Linked DNA regions of Homo sapiens: region 2 is linked to region 1. The links are chromatin loops, found by intact Hi-C in ENCODE. Cell type or tissue: GM12878. All regions are shown on one strand.

Evidence for each region. Hi-C counts contacts between places; a loop is a spot of excess contacts. Peaks named below come from ENCODE experiments on the same cell type or tissue, not always from the same donor. Only the 100,000 strongest peaks of a DNase experiment are listed, where the experiment ranks them.
Region 2: a loop joins it to region 1, with 4 times the contacts of the local background. A loop is called at or near these places in 5 of 110 quality-filtered maps.

Annotation. Positions count from the first base shown.
Region 1 is chr7:38,792,445-38,800,444 of GRCh38, forward strand. It overlaps VPS41 (VPS41 subunit of HOPS complex), which reads right to left. Exons shown (of 29, transcript NM_014396.4): 8 at 4,301-4,420; 9 at 3,021-3,167. Among named protein-coding and RNA genes, the nearest start is that of VPS41, 110 kb to the right of the region's middle. In GM12878, a CTCF peak has its summit at 4,663 (motif pointing right); a DNase peak (open chromatin) is centred at 4,647.
Region 2 is chr7:39,065,089-39,073,088 of GRCh38, forward strand. The region is part of intron 1 of POU6F2 (POU class 6 homeobox 2); the gene reads left to right. Among named protein-coding and RNA genes, the nearest start is that of POU6F2-AS2, 56 kb to the left of the region's middle. In GM12878, no CTCF peak of the experiment used is centred here; a DNase peak (open chromatin) is centred at 4,163.

The sequences.
Region 1 (8,000 bases):
GTTTCACCTTCCAGTATGTTAGGTGACTGTGATCTTACACCCCACATCCAACTGTCAACAAATACTGCAGAGTCTACCATCAAAATATATCCAGGATCTGGTCATTTCTCACCAGCTGCATTACACTGACCTGAGACAACATTATTTTTTATGGAGATGACTGCGGTAGCCTAATTGGTCTCCCCTCTTGACTGCCCCTTTGCCGTTTAGCTCCACACAGCAACCAGAGATCCTTCCAAAATACAAGTTAGATCACTTAACTGACTCCACAACAGCTCAAAGCCCTGTGCTGGCTTCCTACCTCAGTCAAATTAAAAGCCAAAGACTTCTCAAGGGCCCCTGGGCTCCAACATCACCTGCTCCTCCACCACACCCTCCCCGACCCCCACTTACATCCCTCTCCTCCACATCTGCTCCACTCACTCTGACACAAACAGCTTCCTTGCTGTTCCTCAAAAGCACACCAATCACACTCCTGCTTCAAGAATTTTTGCACTCCTGCTCCTTCTGCTAACACCTCCTACCCCAGGCCCCCATAGAGCTGTATAACTTTTCTCTCCAGATCTCTGACCAAACAACATATTAGTTATTGGACAGGCCATCCCTGGACCACCCTATATTAAATGGTACCTACCCCAATCCCTTTTCCTATTATCCTGTTAAAATGTTCTCCTTTTTATTTGCCACCTTCAACATGCTATACTTACTTGTTTTTGTCCACCTTCCTCACTAGAACATAAATTTCCCAAGGGAAGGAACTCATTCATTTGTATATTTGTGTTCTGCAACACTAGAACACTGCCTGGCACACTGCAGGCACCTGGTAAACGTTTGTTGGGCAAATGAATGAATGAAGTAAATGGTAAGGTCCAATTGCACACTTTATTTTACTGTTTCTGGTTGCTTCTCCCCAACAAGATTGCTGTCCCTCTGAAGAAAGACCACGTCCTTATCTCCTCTTCCTTCAACAGAACTCACTAAGAGTCTACACTGAGAAGTGCTCAACATATAGAACTGAGTTTGAAGAAAAGGAACCTCCAATAAAATGAAATATTTGACATAAAAATTGTATAGAAGCTGGATCTTAACTTGGGCATAAAGAAAGGGTATATGTTTCCCATGGCTGCTATAACAGACTGCCACACTTGGTGGTTTAAAACAACAGAGATGTTGTTTTAAACATCTGTTACAGTTCCGCAGGCTACAAGTCTGAAATTGGGTTCACTGGGCTAAAATCAAGGTGTTGGCAAGGCTGTACTTCCTCTGGAGGCTCTAGGGGACAATCTGCTGTCTCCTCCAGCTTTCTGGTGGCTGCCACCATTCACTGACCACCTCACTCCAATTTCTGCCTCCACAGTGGTACTGCCTTCTCCTCCTCTCTTCCATGTTAGCATCTCCCTCTGCCTCCCTCTCATAAAGATAAACGTGATTGCATTTAGGGCCCACCCAGATAATGTAGGTTAATTCCCCATCTCAAGATCCTTAACTTAATCATATCTTTTGCTAAATAAAGTAATATTTACCTTTTTGTCATATAAAGAAACATTTATAGGTTCTAGGAATTAGGGCTTGCTATCCTTGGGGCCATTATTCAGCATACCAGAGAAAGAATTTCTGGGAGTAATGAGTAAACTTGTTACATATTTCTACAGGCTAATTTTCCTTGTCTTTCACCATAAGAAAAGAAAATCAGAACTTTAAAACTAACAAGCAACCTGGTCCATTTAAGGGATTTTTAAAATACTAAGAATATAAATTTATTGGATGAGTAACCACACACGTGGGACAGGGAGCCCAGGGAATCCCTTTTTCCATCCTACGATATAGGCACAGTTTCCTTCCTGTTACCCTAAATATAAATCAGGTTGTGTTCATGTAACACATGAAGAAAAAAGAACCTGAATGATAACAACATGAGGGCTGGGAGGGCCTGAAGTGTAACAATGTTTGTTTTGCTAATAACAATCATTACATTAATAATTTTCCACTTTCCCTTTCCAGAGAAGAGTACATTTTAAATAGCCACGTCCCCTTCATGACATTGCTAGAACTTTATATAATAATGACAGCTAACATTTATTAAGCAATTACATCAGATTCTATGCAAAACTCTTTACATGCATTGGCTCATTTATTTCTCCCCAAAACTTGTGATGTGAGAACAATTAGCACTACCACTTTGCAGATGAGGACAGTAAGGCTCACAGAGGATCCCAAAGGAAAATGGAGAAGCTGGACTTGATCCCAGGTCTGTCTGGCCTCAAAGCCTGAGCTCTTCCATGAGACTACTGCTGGGATACTCTCTCATGCCATTTTTATACTTCCACTAATTTTTAGTTTATTTTGTTCGAATTAAGCTGTCTATTTTTTAAAGGGAAACAACTTTTGGCTCTGAAGTATCTAATATAACAGAAGCACTAGTAGGCATAAAATAAATGTGAATGAGCTTTGGGCCCCCTTTCACAGAACAGCTAAATTTCATTTACCCAGGCGCATAAGGGTCAGATAATTAAACTTCAGAAAATATGCCCAAATCTTATTATTGATGATAAGTCTGGGTCTCTACTCTATCAAATTATTACCAAGCAGCAGGATGATTTAATTTTAACCTTCTCTCTCCACTATCAATAACTCTAATGAAGAAGTGAAGGGTCAAAGCTAAGGGAAAATGAAAAGAATAATAAAGAGAAGAAAACCTGACTAAACAACAAAACTAACCCCATGTTCTGTAAATAGCTAAGGCCAGCTGGGATGTGAGAAATTAAAAGAAGATTGAAAAAGACAGCACCATTCTCAACACGAAAAAGTTCACAAATAGTTTTACATGCCATGGAAAAGAAAGAATACATCTTAAAACTTATGCACAGGAAATAATTTGAGCATTAAATGGTAATCACGTCACAATAACATCCAAGTGAAAAGATTTGGGTCCTAGAAGCCAATCAAGACTCACAGTCCTTTGGACCACCCTCAGTGGATCTATAACAACACGGACTTATTATAAAGACAAGCAAAACCACCTTGACAGAAGTCCCCCAGCCAATAATCAGTGTCACATTGTCCTTCCAGCAGAGGCTGCAGGGATACATGTCTGGGCGAAGACTTATATCATCCCGGGGCACATTGGTGATTCTTTGCTTTGAGATGATGTCAAAAATCTTCACACCCTGGAAAATAATACAGCAGTAAGCATCCTCTACTCAGGAGGAAAGTAACAGAAAACTTATTAACAGCCCCTGCTACATACTACCAATAACCAGCACGGAGAAATATTAGCAGTGTTTACTGAGCATGCAAGGAAAATGCTCCTGCTCCACACAAACCCTGTGGGAACTAAAACCACAAGGAAACCTCCACCCTTCTTTCTGGACAAAGGAGATTTTCTTAGATGGCATGGGTGACTCAAACCCAACAGAAACATGAAATGTACAAACATCAATAGCTGCATTTCCAAACTGACAGACAAGTAACATTTCTAATTTTATCGTTCCACCATGAAAAATGAAGTTTGTTTTTTAGAAAGGCTTTGAGTCTGAAAAGCCACCTATATAAAGAAAACTACATCTGACATTTTAAAGTTCTCAAATGAAAACATCAGGCAAGCAGCTAACTAAAAATGAACCAAGAGACCACAGCTTTGTTTTACCTTCATCGTGACCCAGGAGAAGTAAGAAAAGTCCAGAATAAAAAGGTAGAGTCTAGGCAGATTTCTACCATTTAAAACTGAATAGAACCGATTTACTAAATTATACCTTGATGTTTCAAAAGATATGCCAGATGTCAAAAAGACCATTTTTAAAACTTCCTACTAGCCCCAATTCATAGCAAGTAAACTTTAAGTTAAAATGCAGCACTGAAAATTACGATCCACTTTCTTACAGACAGGTCTATACTTCTGTCTATGATTATACTGGGAGTAAAAGAGAAATCAGCAATATTCTGCACTTGTTTCATATCAACTCTTACTTGCCTTTGGCCAACAGGCAAATGATATTTTCAAGACCCATTCCCAATGCAGTCCTTCAATTATTAAGATAGCTTTTCATTTTCTTGGCTACTCTCCATGCCTCAGGTTTCTTACTCTAAAATAGATTCCAGAATATGTTGGGAATTACTATATTATGAAAGCCAAAAGCAATCTAATTTCTTTAACCTCCTAGGTATGATACCAATCGTCCTTACACCCTTTAGAAATCACCACCACAGCAAGTGGCATCTTTTCCCTTCATTACAGCCCTATCAAGTTGGCCATTCTTCTGCCACTGAACAAGCATTAGGAAGACAGAGGCATATTTTTTACCATATTATTGGCCCAAGCAATCAGATGGCCTCTCCACTTCACACTCCTTATGTTCCCTTCCCCTTCATGCAGAACAGCAGACTTCCATCTGTTCATCCAAGACCGTTCAAACAGTAGCAGCTAGGGACAAAAAGCATAAACAAAGAATCTTAGAAACTGAAAATAATGTATCAGGTTCTTTACTTACTAGTTTTACCTATCCTCGTGACCAAATAACAAACAAGTCACTCTCGACGTCTTTAATGTAGACTTACAGTAGTATGTTATTTGTACCTTGGAAAGAATTCCTAGCACATCATATTCTCCCCAGGAAGTTGTTTAAAATGGATGAGTGTTGAAGTTACTACAAGGCCAAGCCACAAGGTGGCACCAAAACACCAAGATTCATGGAAAATAATGCACATTAGTTAATCAAAAGATTTGTATCGCAAAAGTTCTTCAAATGATTGTCCGGGAACTAATTTATTTTGTAAATTGGGAAATCAAAACCTCTTTTAAGTTTTTCACTGAAAATAAGATATTAGTCACAGATTAAACTGTAATAGAAACAGTCTATGTTTTTCATTTGACTCAAATAATTGAACAATGACTTTTGAACAGTAATTCATGTCACAAAATAAAAAAACAATTGGAATTAAGCTTCTTTAGAAATTTCATAGTATCTAGGGTCTTTATTTTAACGGGAAGATTCTATCATTCAAAAAACCTGCTGGATAAATTTTAATATAAAATATAACTGGTCAAAAACCTCTACGATTAATAAAGATGTAATTCTAGGAAGTCATACATTATTAAGAACACAATAAATATTTTTCTTGACATATTCCATTTAAATCCTTTAAGAAAAGACATTTATACAGTATGTAACTTAAGGCATGCAATCCTGAAACACATGTTTATCCTTTCAAAGCAAATGCTGACAACAGATTCCATAACAGAATTACTAAAATTCCTACCACTACAAGCAATTTCAGTCTACCTTAGTATATTTTATGTCCTCTACCCACCCCAAAAGAGGCAGGGGAAACAGGTTAACAGGGGAAAGAGAGTAAATTCACATTTTATTTGTATTTCCTGTATATCTTTCTCAATAGACTAATACAGGCAGAGGAAGCACAAAATAAAATCCCTAAAATTAAATATGATGTCCATCATCACAAGTAAGCAAAGTACAGTTACTTTAAAATGCTACGACAGTTTGAAGTTGTGTGACTTCACAACTTCCACAGGGAGACTGGAGGCAGGGATTCTTCTGACCATACTTAGCCCCATCTTCCCATCAGATATATTCTCAGAGACCTTCTAACCCACCCTGTCCTCTCCTATCCCAGGTTCCAATTCAGAAGTCACTACTACCATGCCTTCCTACCCCCACAGTTAGAGGCCTTCGGGAGTGTCCCCAGACTGTGATTCAGCCTCTTCCTCCCATTTGCAGAAAACAGAGAACAGACCCCAGAAATGTAGGAAAGGGGGAGAAAGGCTGAGCATACAGTTCCTGCTACAGAGAAGATTATGCCCCACTAAAGACAGGCAGCTAAAAACAATTATTTTTATTTATTTATTTTTGAGATGGAGTCTCACTCTGTTACCCAGGCTGGAGTGCAGTGGCACCATCTCAGCTCACTGCAACCTCCACCTCCTGGGTTCTAGTGATTCTCCTGCTTCAGCCTCCCAAGTAGCTGGGATTACAGGCATGCACCACCATGTCTGGCTAATTTTTGTACTTTTAGTAGAGACGGGGTTTCACCATGTTGGCCAGACTGGTCTCGAACTCCTGACCTCAGGTGATCCACCGGTCTTGGCCTCCCGAAGTGCTGGGATTACAGGTGTGAGCAACCACGCCTGGCCACAACAATTAAACATGATGAATTGATAAGATCAAAATGTCTATCTTCTATCTGTGGCCTGGATCTGATGGAGGTGATCGTCCGAAATGGGTGAAGCACAGTGAGTGCTCAATAATCACCTGCTGGAATGAAGGGTTGGCAGGATGGCCGGGAGAACAGCAGGGTGGGACACAGCATCGAATTCCTTTCCCTCACCAATTCCCACCTAGAAATGACCAATGTAGTACTAAGAGGAGAACAGTCTGCACCTGTGTTGAAAAAGTTAAATATGCTCCAAATTTTAAGCTAAAAATTATGTAAAATATGCTAATAATAAGACTCCAGTGAAGGCCATGATTTAACTCATTCCCCCAGAAAAAGCCTGCCTGGGAAGTCAGGCAGGTACTAGAATGCCACAACACCCCCTACACTCAGTGTAATGGGGCAGGAACGAAGGGGAGTGGCCAGTCTTACTCTGAAACACAAAGGGTTGGGTCCCCAAGCATGTAGCCAGCACTGTAGCTGTCCCAGGTAGGAAGGAAAGCAGGCACTCTGACAAAAGGCAGGCACCTATGGAAAAATCCTGCATTTAAAAGAATACAAATTATCCAGGGAGTAATCCCCAACTTGTGACTCCATATGAATAACAAGACATTCAAAAAAAACAAAAGAACTTAAAAGTAAAATCTAATTCTTATCATCATAATTCTCATGTAACAACAAAATTAAGAAATTAATAACGAAGAATGAGAGAAAGAACAATACAAAACAAAAATGGTACAAAAAACATTCTCAATCTTTGGGTAAAAGAGGAATTCATATGGTAACCAGAGTACTTTGAAAATGAGAAATACTATAAACCTAAACTTTATGGGATACAATCAAAGTTGTAAAAAAAAGGAAAATCTAGATTTAAAAGTTAATAATGAACATGACATGTCGCTACACAACAAAACAAAAACATTTCATTGAGGGATACGAAAGGAGAACTCAATAAACAGAAAGGCACATTATTCATGGATAGTAAGACTCCAATTCTCACTAAAGAGCTTAAGTCTCATTAAATTAACCTATAATTTTAATGCAAGTCCAAAAAAATCCAAAGGGATTATTTCTAGAAATTCAAAAAATGCTAAAAATTCATTTTAAAAAATGAGAGAATAACAGGAATTTTTAAAAAATTAAGTAATTTAGGGGGAGGAATGGATTCATCCAGACAGATAGTAAAACATTTTATAAAATCAACACTCAAAACAATACAGCAATGTTTCTAGAATTGATAGATGAAGGAAAAAGAATGAACTGATAAAGACGAATCAAAATGATATGATCAGGCATGGGTATGTGGGGTGGGGGGTACAGTGGAGTATGTGCAGAGAAAGAGGTATCTTCAAACTACTGAACTGCGGTCTTGGACACCGTCTTTCTGGAGGATCATTTGGCATCATGGACTCAAAGCTTTTAAAAAAAATGACACCAGGAAGTTGCTACCTAGAAACTTACGCTAAGAAATGATCAGACAAGTTAGTAAAGATGCATGTAGAGCTATTTATAACAGCCAGAAATGGACTAACAACTGAGGAATGACGGAGCATAATACGATGGAGCACACACAATGAGTATGTATCCATTATTATTTTATGCATGTATCTTCATTAACAGAAAAAGCTATGAGGGCATATTAAATAAAAAAGCAGATGACAAAATAGTATTCAATACAATGTCCTTAAAATAAAATGTGAATGTGTATTCACATATATTATAAAATCTAAAAGATACATGACAAAGTAATCCTAATTCGATAAATGCGTGCTGAAATTTTATATTATTTTTATTTTATAATTATTCTGCACTAAATATATGAATTTTTTATG
Region 2 (8,000 bases), 270 kb after region 1:
ATAAACATAGAAGATACTTTGATCTTACGTATCTGTAGATCATTTAAAAGCTGACCATAAAACAAGCCTTAATAAATTCTCCCAAAAAAGAATTCAAAAACACAGTCTCTTCCATAATCGGTTACAATTAAAAATTAATAATAGAGAACAAATTTGTAAAAACCCTCCACTAAATTTAAAACATCTCCAAAATAACTGTTGGGTCAAAGAATAAAATAACATCACAGGATGGGCTATTTATTAATTTTAAAAGTATTAAAACATGAATATGATAATTCACAAGATAGAACAAACTCATAACCTTACATTCTCTCATTATTTTTTAAACGGATAAATAAATTCACAAAAGTGTGAAAATCAAGAAGCTTAAAGACATTGGGTAGAAAGATAATGAAAATAAAAGAAGAAATCAAATTCTTTAAGTTGATAATTGTAACAGGTCTTTGAAAAAGAAAGCCAATAAAATAAATATTTGCTAAATCTAAACAACATAAAATAGGGGAAAAAAAGCATGAGTGAGATAGAAGATTTAACAATGAATATGAAGGATGTTAAAGTGATAAAATAATATAACATACAATTCCATTCGGATATACTTGAAAATCTTGTATATAGATGAATTTATAAGAAAAGATGAATGATCCAAATTGACCAATAAATAAGTAGGGTACTACTATAGTAAAATTATAAAATTATTTAAAAATCCCTCCAAGAGGAAAAAGAAAGAAAATATGTGGCTGCTAGTACAGATAATTTTACTAGTAAATAATCTCAAATTTTCAAAAGACACATATTCTTATGCTTCATAAATTATTCCAGAGATAAAAAAATATTGAAAAGGACTGGAATAATTTTATAAGCCAATTGTCTTGATATTAACCCACAACAGAGCAATTGAAAAAACTTGTAAACTAGTTTTATTTATAAAGGTATCAATGCAAAATACTCAATAAGATATTCTGAAACCCAAATTCGGCTTGACAGTTAACTCAGAATATTCCTGGATCCGAAGATGCTTTACTATTAGGAAACTTATCTGCACGATACTTTAGGTTAACTCGAAAGAAAAAAAGAAAACAACTGATAAAATACAACAGCCATTTCTGGTTTAATTTTTTTGGATGAATTGGAAGTTTCTTACCTGACAAAGCTAATCTCTCTTAAACCAACACCAAATATGCTTCAAATATCTTACTTCAGTGAAATGCAAGAAGCATTCCAATTAAAATCAAGGCTAAGACAAGAATGCCTTATATCACTATTGTTAAGTATTATTTTGCTTAGTGTTATGAGATATGAAATAGCCATAAATAGTGAAAAGGGGACATCTATTTTAATTTGATAAAAATAGGAATATATATGTGTACAGTCCTAAGAGAATCAACCGAAAACTCAATAGCTTTTCTATATAAGAGCAATGACCACATATAACTTGATTATAGAAAAAGAAATTGATTTCATTCACAATATAAACAACACATAAAATATTTGGAAATTTTAAAACAAAAATGTCTGTAGCAGGTATGGAGGAAATGACAACATCTTCCTGATAATAATAAAATAAAATTTAAATAAATAGAAGAAGCAAGTGTTGATGGTAACACTGAATATTATAAAGATGACATTTATTCCCCCCCTTTTTATTTTAGAATTTGACAAAATGATTCTAAAGTTCATCTGGGAAATAAAGAGCTGAGAATATCTAAGACGTTTTTGACAAAGAAGAATAGCATATAGATGATTTTTGCCCTATTATATAGGTTATATAATATATGTAGCATATTATGCATTATATATAGTGTATTATATAATATATAATATCATATTATTATAACATATTAATATAACAGAAATATACCATTAAAATATATGCATTATACATCATCATATATATGCATTGTATATAATTCATATATTAATATACTTATTTATAAATCATATTTAGAAATATAAAATGTATATATTATGTATATGGCATATATATACACTTAACGTATACACACATATATATGGCATTATATATCATCACACTATATATGGTTCAAAAATAGACCTGGAATTTCATTAGAACTTACTTTGACTAAAAAAAAAAAAAAGCAAGCATAATATGCCAATGGATTATTCAACTAATTATGCTCTAAAATTTGATTATTTGGGAAGACGTGAGATTTGCATTTAATGCCATATACCCATTCAAATTCCAGAGACTATAGAATTATTTTTAAACTAAAATAATAGGAAATTTAAAAATGGGTGTATATGCATGTCTTTTTGTGGACAGGGAAGTGATTTCTTTTCATAAAAGTAATAAAATAAAACATAAAGGTTAAATATGACTGGATAAAAATTTTAAAATCTTTTTTAAAAACTAACATTAATAAAAATCAAACGGAAATAACAAATTCTAGAAAAAATATTTGGGATGCATACAATTTGGAATCAGAATTACAGCTAAATTACATTTTAATTTTCACTAATCTCAATGTCATCATCAATAAAATGGGGAAAATAACAATACCAGTCTTTGTTGTTGCAAGGTGTCAAAATCAAGTATGTATTTATAGCCCAGGCAGTGTGCAACACAATAAATGTCAGTTATTACATTTTTATAATTATTGCTTTTATAAATCTATATAAAGTTCAATGAGAAAAATACTTAGACCCCCAGTGGAAAGACAGGTAAAGGATGTGAGTAATTTATAAAAGAAGAAACTTAATTAGCTAATAAACTTGAAAAATTTAACCTTGGTAATGAGATGCAAATTAAAACATTAATAAAATGCCACTTTCCATCTAATAGGTTAGAAAAAAATTTTAAGGATAATACAAAAGAGAGGCTTTCTCATACACTGAGAACATAAATTTTCCACCACCTGATCTTGAAGGCAATTTGGCAATGGTCCACGTTCTTTTAACCCGTAATTTCACTCCTGAGAATGTATTTAAAACTGTCAAAATTTTATTTTTTGTGTGACTAATTGGACACATCTTAAATCAAGAGATTGCCTGGTTTTTTGATAGCCCAGCCTTATCAATGAAAATAATTTTTACCATGCACTCTTAATATATTGATATTTATCTATGTAGTTCTTTTTATAGCATACATTTTTGCCACTAAAAAACACACACAAAATAAAATTACAAGAAGTGAAATAAGAGGAGAAATTCTAATACTTTCTCACTGTACATCAGTGCCCTGTCTCGCAACATCCCCTAACGTGCACAGGCCTCATTTTAAAGACCACTGTCCAAGACCTAGTTGGAAGCACATATTAGGCCCTTAATAAATATTTATTGAATGAAAAAGTGAATTATAAAAGCAGGATGCTAACTTGTACATGCAGTCTGATTCTAAAAACACCAAGAAAGATAACAGAGATTATATATACACCTAGTACATGCATATATATATATATATAATTTTCATAAATGTCTACAGTAAGTTCCATAATCCTAAACTAAAACTCAGGGAAAATATGGCTTTAAAAAATAAATGTAGACTGTCAAGTTGAAGAGCAATTTTGAAAGGTTAAATGATAGAGTCTGAAATATAAAGAATATGAAATAAATAGCTCAAGACTCCAAATTTTATAGCCCAGAGGACAGAATAACAGGAACTCATGAAAAGTTTTCTTCTATTTAGAAGTTACTACAAAGCTGTGTATTGCTGTGGCCTGCTTTCTTTGGAAATGCTGGGAAACTTGATAACTCTTCTTTTCTGATTCCTCAGAATATATCTTTAGGATAGGGGTTCCCACTGTTTAGCATTCATAAAAATTTTCCAAGGAACGTATTAAAAGCATAGATTGCTGAGCCCTGCCCTGTGAGATTCTTATTTAGCAGTTTGAGGAAGGATCCGGAAATCTATATTTAACCCCCTGACTCCCCTGGGGTTCTGATCCACAGGACCTGCGGATCACACATAAAAATTGTGGAGAGTGGACCAAGCATCTGCCTTCTGTACAGAATATAGAACCTCTGCGACATTGCCCACTGTGGGTTTGAGTGGCTTAGAATAGTTGACAATGGGTGGGGAGGATTGAAGTTGAGACTTAAAAAGCACAAGCTCCTTGCCAGTGTCACCACAGAGCTAAAAGCTGCATTGAGACAAGGGCTCTTAGAAGCAGCGGTCCCTAAACTGAGGTCAGTACAAACCATTAGCAGCTGAAAAGGGGCTTTTTATCATGTGAGACTAGGTCAAAAAGCCCAGAATGCCAGGGACTGAGTGTTAGAGAAGAGACTTGCTTGGGAAGGTGGAGCAGAGGGCTTTTCCGGGCTGATGCCCAGGCTGTGAGGAAGGGCTTTCATGCCCGGAGAGTCCCGCAGGTGATATTCATTTTCTGACGAGCTCAAGACCGTGCATGGTTTTTAAGTCCCACTGGGAAGTGACAGATTTTATTTTAGCTGAAGGAAATAAAATTGACCCTTGAGCAGCACAGGGGTTGGGGCATCAATCTCCTTGCAGTGCAAAATCCACATGCAACTTTTGACTCCCCAAAAACGTAACTGCCAATAGCCTACTGTTGACCAAAAGCCTTACCAATAACATAAACATTCGATTAACACTTATTTAGTATGTTATATGTATTATATACTGGATTATTACAATAAAGTAAGCTAGAAAAGAAAAGGTTATTAAGAAAATCTTAAGGAAAAGAAAATATATTTGCTATTTATTAAGTACAGGTGGATTATCATAAACGTATTCATCTTTGTCCTCTTCACTTTGAGTAGGTTGAGGAGGAGGAGGAAGGGTAGAAGCCAGTTTTGCTGTTTCAGGGGTGGCAGATGCAGGAGAAAATTCACGTATCAGTGGACCCTTGTGGTGCAGACCTGTGTAATTCAAGGGTCAGCTGTATTCAGATAAGTTAAAGTGGCTTTTTTAAGACTGCGCTGGGAGCTAGTCCAGAGTCAGGAAGAACAGACTTCAGTGATGTTAGGGACTCACTCCCTTCCTCACTGGCCACACGTGCCCAGGGAGCTTTGGTAATAATCCAATTAAGCCTGACAGGCAAGAAGGAAGCAGCCAGTACTGGTTCTGCAAAGGCAGCTAAAGCTGAGAGATGATTTATTTGATTCTCAAAAGGAATTTGGTTGATATAAAGACCGTTGTGGTAAGATAGTAAGAAAAAAATGACTTAAATTTGAATTTTCGTAAGATATGGGTTATTGAATTTTTTCCCTAGTTCTATGAGAATAACAGCTTTTTTATGGCCCAGTAAACCTTTTAAAATCTTTTATTTCTAATTCAAAATGTGTCTAGTGCTTAAACTACCAGGCATCTCCCTCCACACTTCTGCTTTTGCCTCCACACTTCTGCTTTTGCCTCCCCACAAAGCAGCCTTTTGGAAGGCACATCAGACCTTGTCATGCCTTGCCCAAAACCCTCAAGTGGTTTTCTCTCATGATTGGAATTAAATTCCACGTCCTTGCAATGGCCAAAAAATGGCCTACTAGATCTGGCCATGGGCCACTTCTCTAGCACCCATGCCCACCCACTTCTCAGCCCCACCAGCCTCCTCTCCCCAAGAGGGCACTAAACAGGCCTCCAGCGCAGGGCCTTTCCCTCCACATGGCCTTGTGATGCTCACATGCCCTTCCCCTCAGGCACTGTGGCTGTGCCCACGGGTCCCTTCACTGTGAGACCTCTCTGATCGCCTTATGTAAGTTACATACCCACACCCCTCCAGGTCACCCTATGCCCTGCTTTGTTTTTGTTCATAATACTCGTTACTACTCAACATCGTATTTACTTATTTCGCTTTTGCCTGTCTCTCCCACTGTAATTTTAGCTGCAAGAGGGCCCTGGACTTGATCTGTCTTGTTCAATGAGGTGTTCCCATCACTTAGAGGAGTGGATGGTATATAGCAGTGGTCCCCGTTTTTGGCACGAGGGACTGGTTTCATGGAAGACAATTTTTCCATAGACTGAGGACAGTTTCAGGATGATTCAAGCACATTACATATATTGTGCATTTTATTTCTTGTATTATTATTACATTGTAATATATAATGAAATAATTATATAACTCACCATAATATAGAATCAGTGGGAGCCCTGAGCTTGTTTTCCTGCAACTAGAAGGTCCCATCTTGGGGTGATGGAAGACAGTGACAGATCATCAGGCATTAGATTCTCACAAGGAATGGGCTACCGAGATCCCTCACACATGCAGTTCAAATAGGGTTTGTGCTCCTACGAGAATCTAATGCCACCAGTGATCCGACAGGAGGCAGAGCTCAGGTGGTAATGCGAGCTATGGGGAGTGGCTATAAATACAGATGAAGTTTCACTTGCTTGCCCACCGCTCTCCTCCTGCTGTGTGGCCCAGTTCCTAACAGGCCACAGACTGGTCTGTGGCCCAAGGGTTGGGGACCCTTGGCATATAGTACTCACTCAATAAGCATGTTGGATAAATAAATAACATTAAAAACACTACCAAAGCCAGGTATGGTGACTGACACCTGTAATCCCAGCACTTTGGGAAGCTGAGGTGGGAGGATCACTTGAACCCAGGAGTTCAAGACCAGCCCAGGCAACATGGTGAAACCCCATCTCTAAAGAAACACACACACACACACACACACACACACACACACACACACACACAATATCAAAGTTAAATGAGAAAAAATTTCTAACAGTCTTTGTGCAACAACAAATCAAACTGTTTTCCACTGGATTTTAAAAATGTATTCAGGGTTTAAAAGTCTATTGAGGTTGACTATTTTTATATCAAAATTTGGGCATTTATTTCCTCGTTTATCTTAACACTAATTCGGATTTTTCTGCTTATTTTAATTCAAAAGATGATTTCTTGCTGATTTACTTTAACGAAGTATTCAGCAGGCTTGATTAGAGTTTTGCTTGGCATACTAAGGAAATAAGTACTCACAAGATTGGAACACCAAGGGCAAGACTTGCAGACAGAGCTCAAATCTCACAGGGCATCAGGACAGGAACCAGCTGCATGGAGAAAGGTAGATACATGGGCCCTTGTAGTTGAGGTATGAGAGAAAGTAGGAGAACCCAGCAATATTTCATCTCTCATTTGTGTTGTGGGGAAACAGAAAACTTTTCAGGCAAAGTGCATGCCCCTGTGGAGTTATAGTGCAGAAGCTCAGTGGAGTAGCATGAAAGAGGATTGATTGTGTAATGAGGCTAAATTCCAGCCGTGGAGGATCAAGCTTTCTTGGGGCACAGGTACATCAGTTCATAGGAACAGACCTCGCTTACATATTAAAATTTGGGTAATTCAGTCAGCATTGAGTTGTTGTCTTTCTTCAATCTATGATGCATTTTTCCCTTAAACAATTTGTCTAAGCAAATTAATGTTAGCAAGTGGATATGGGATAAGCCCCTAAACCCACTTAACAGAGCCAATTGTTTATGAAGACTTCGGCTCACCTGTTTTTACATGCTTTTATGAAGGTGTCTTACTGACTTGTTAAAATGGGTCTGATTTTCCCCTTGACAACACGTTAGCCATTCTAGGTGCTTGAGGATATTAAGTCAGCAATTCTTTACAAATACGCAGGGAGAAACAGCAACTCAGATGCTTCATCTGTTCCATCCAGCAGTGCCAATCTTGAATGGCTGTGTGGAAACCTCGTTTCACTGTGTGAGCTTCAGAGTGTGAGATGGTGGGTTGTCAGTTGCCGATTATCTCCCTAAAATGAGAAACAAAGCCTAGAAAACCAGTCAAAACTCCCTGCGTGGAGCGACATGTTTATTTATTAGCAACCATGATGAGGTCAAGACAGTGCTTCCAAGAGAGGGCATTGTGTTTGTGTGTGCACATGCCTAATCTACATACATAGAACACATTGCGTAAACATGATCAGGGTGCTAAGAAAATGTTATTACTGTGAAAGTAGACAGGCACAAAGAAGATGCCGAATACAATTACTCTCTTCCCTTTGCTGATGTCTACTAGATGGTGACTTTTTTTATGGTAGCTAATGTTTCTAGATCTTTACATTTCTCATTGTCCCTAGCA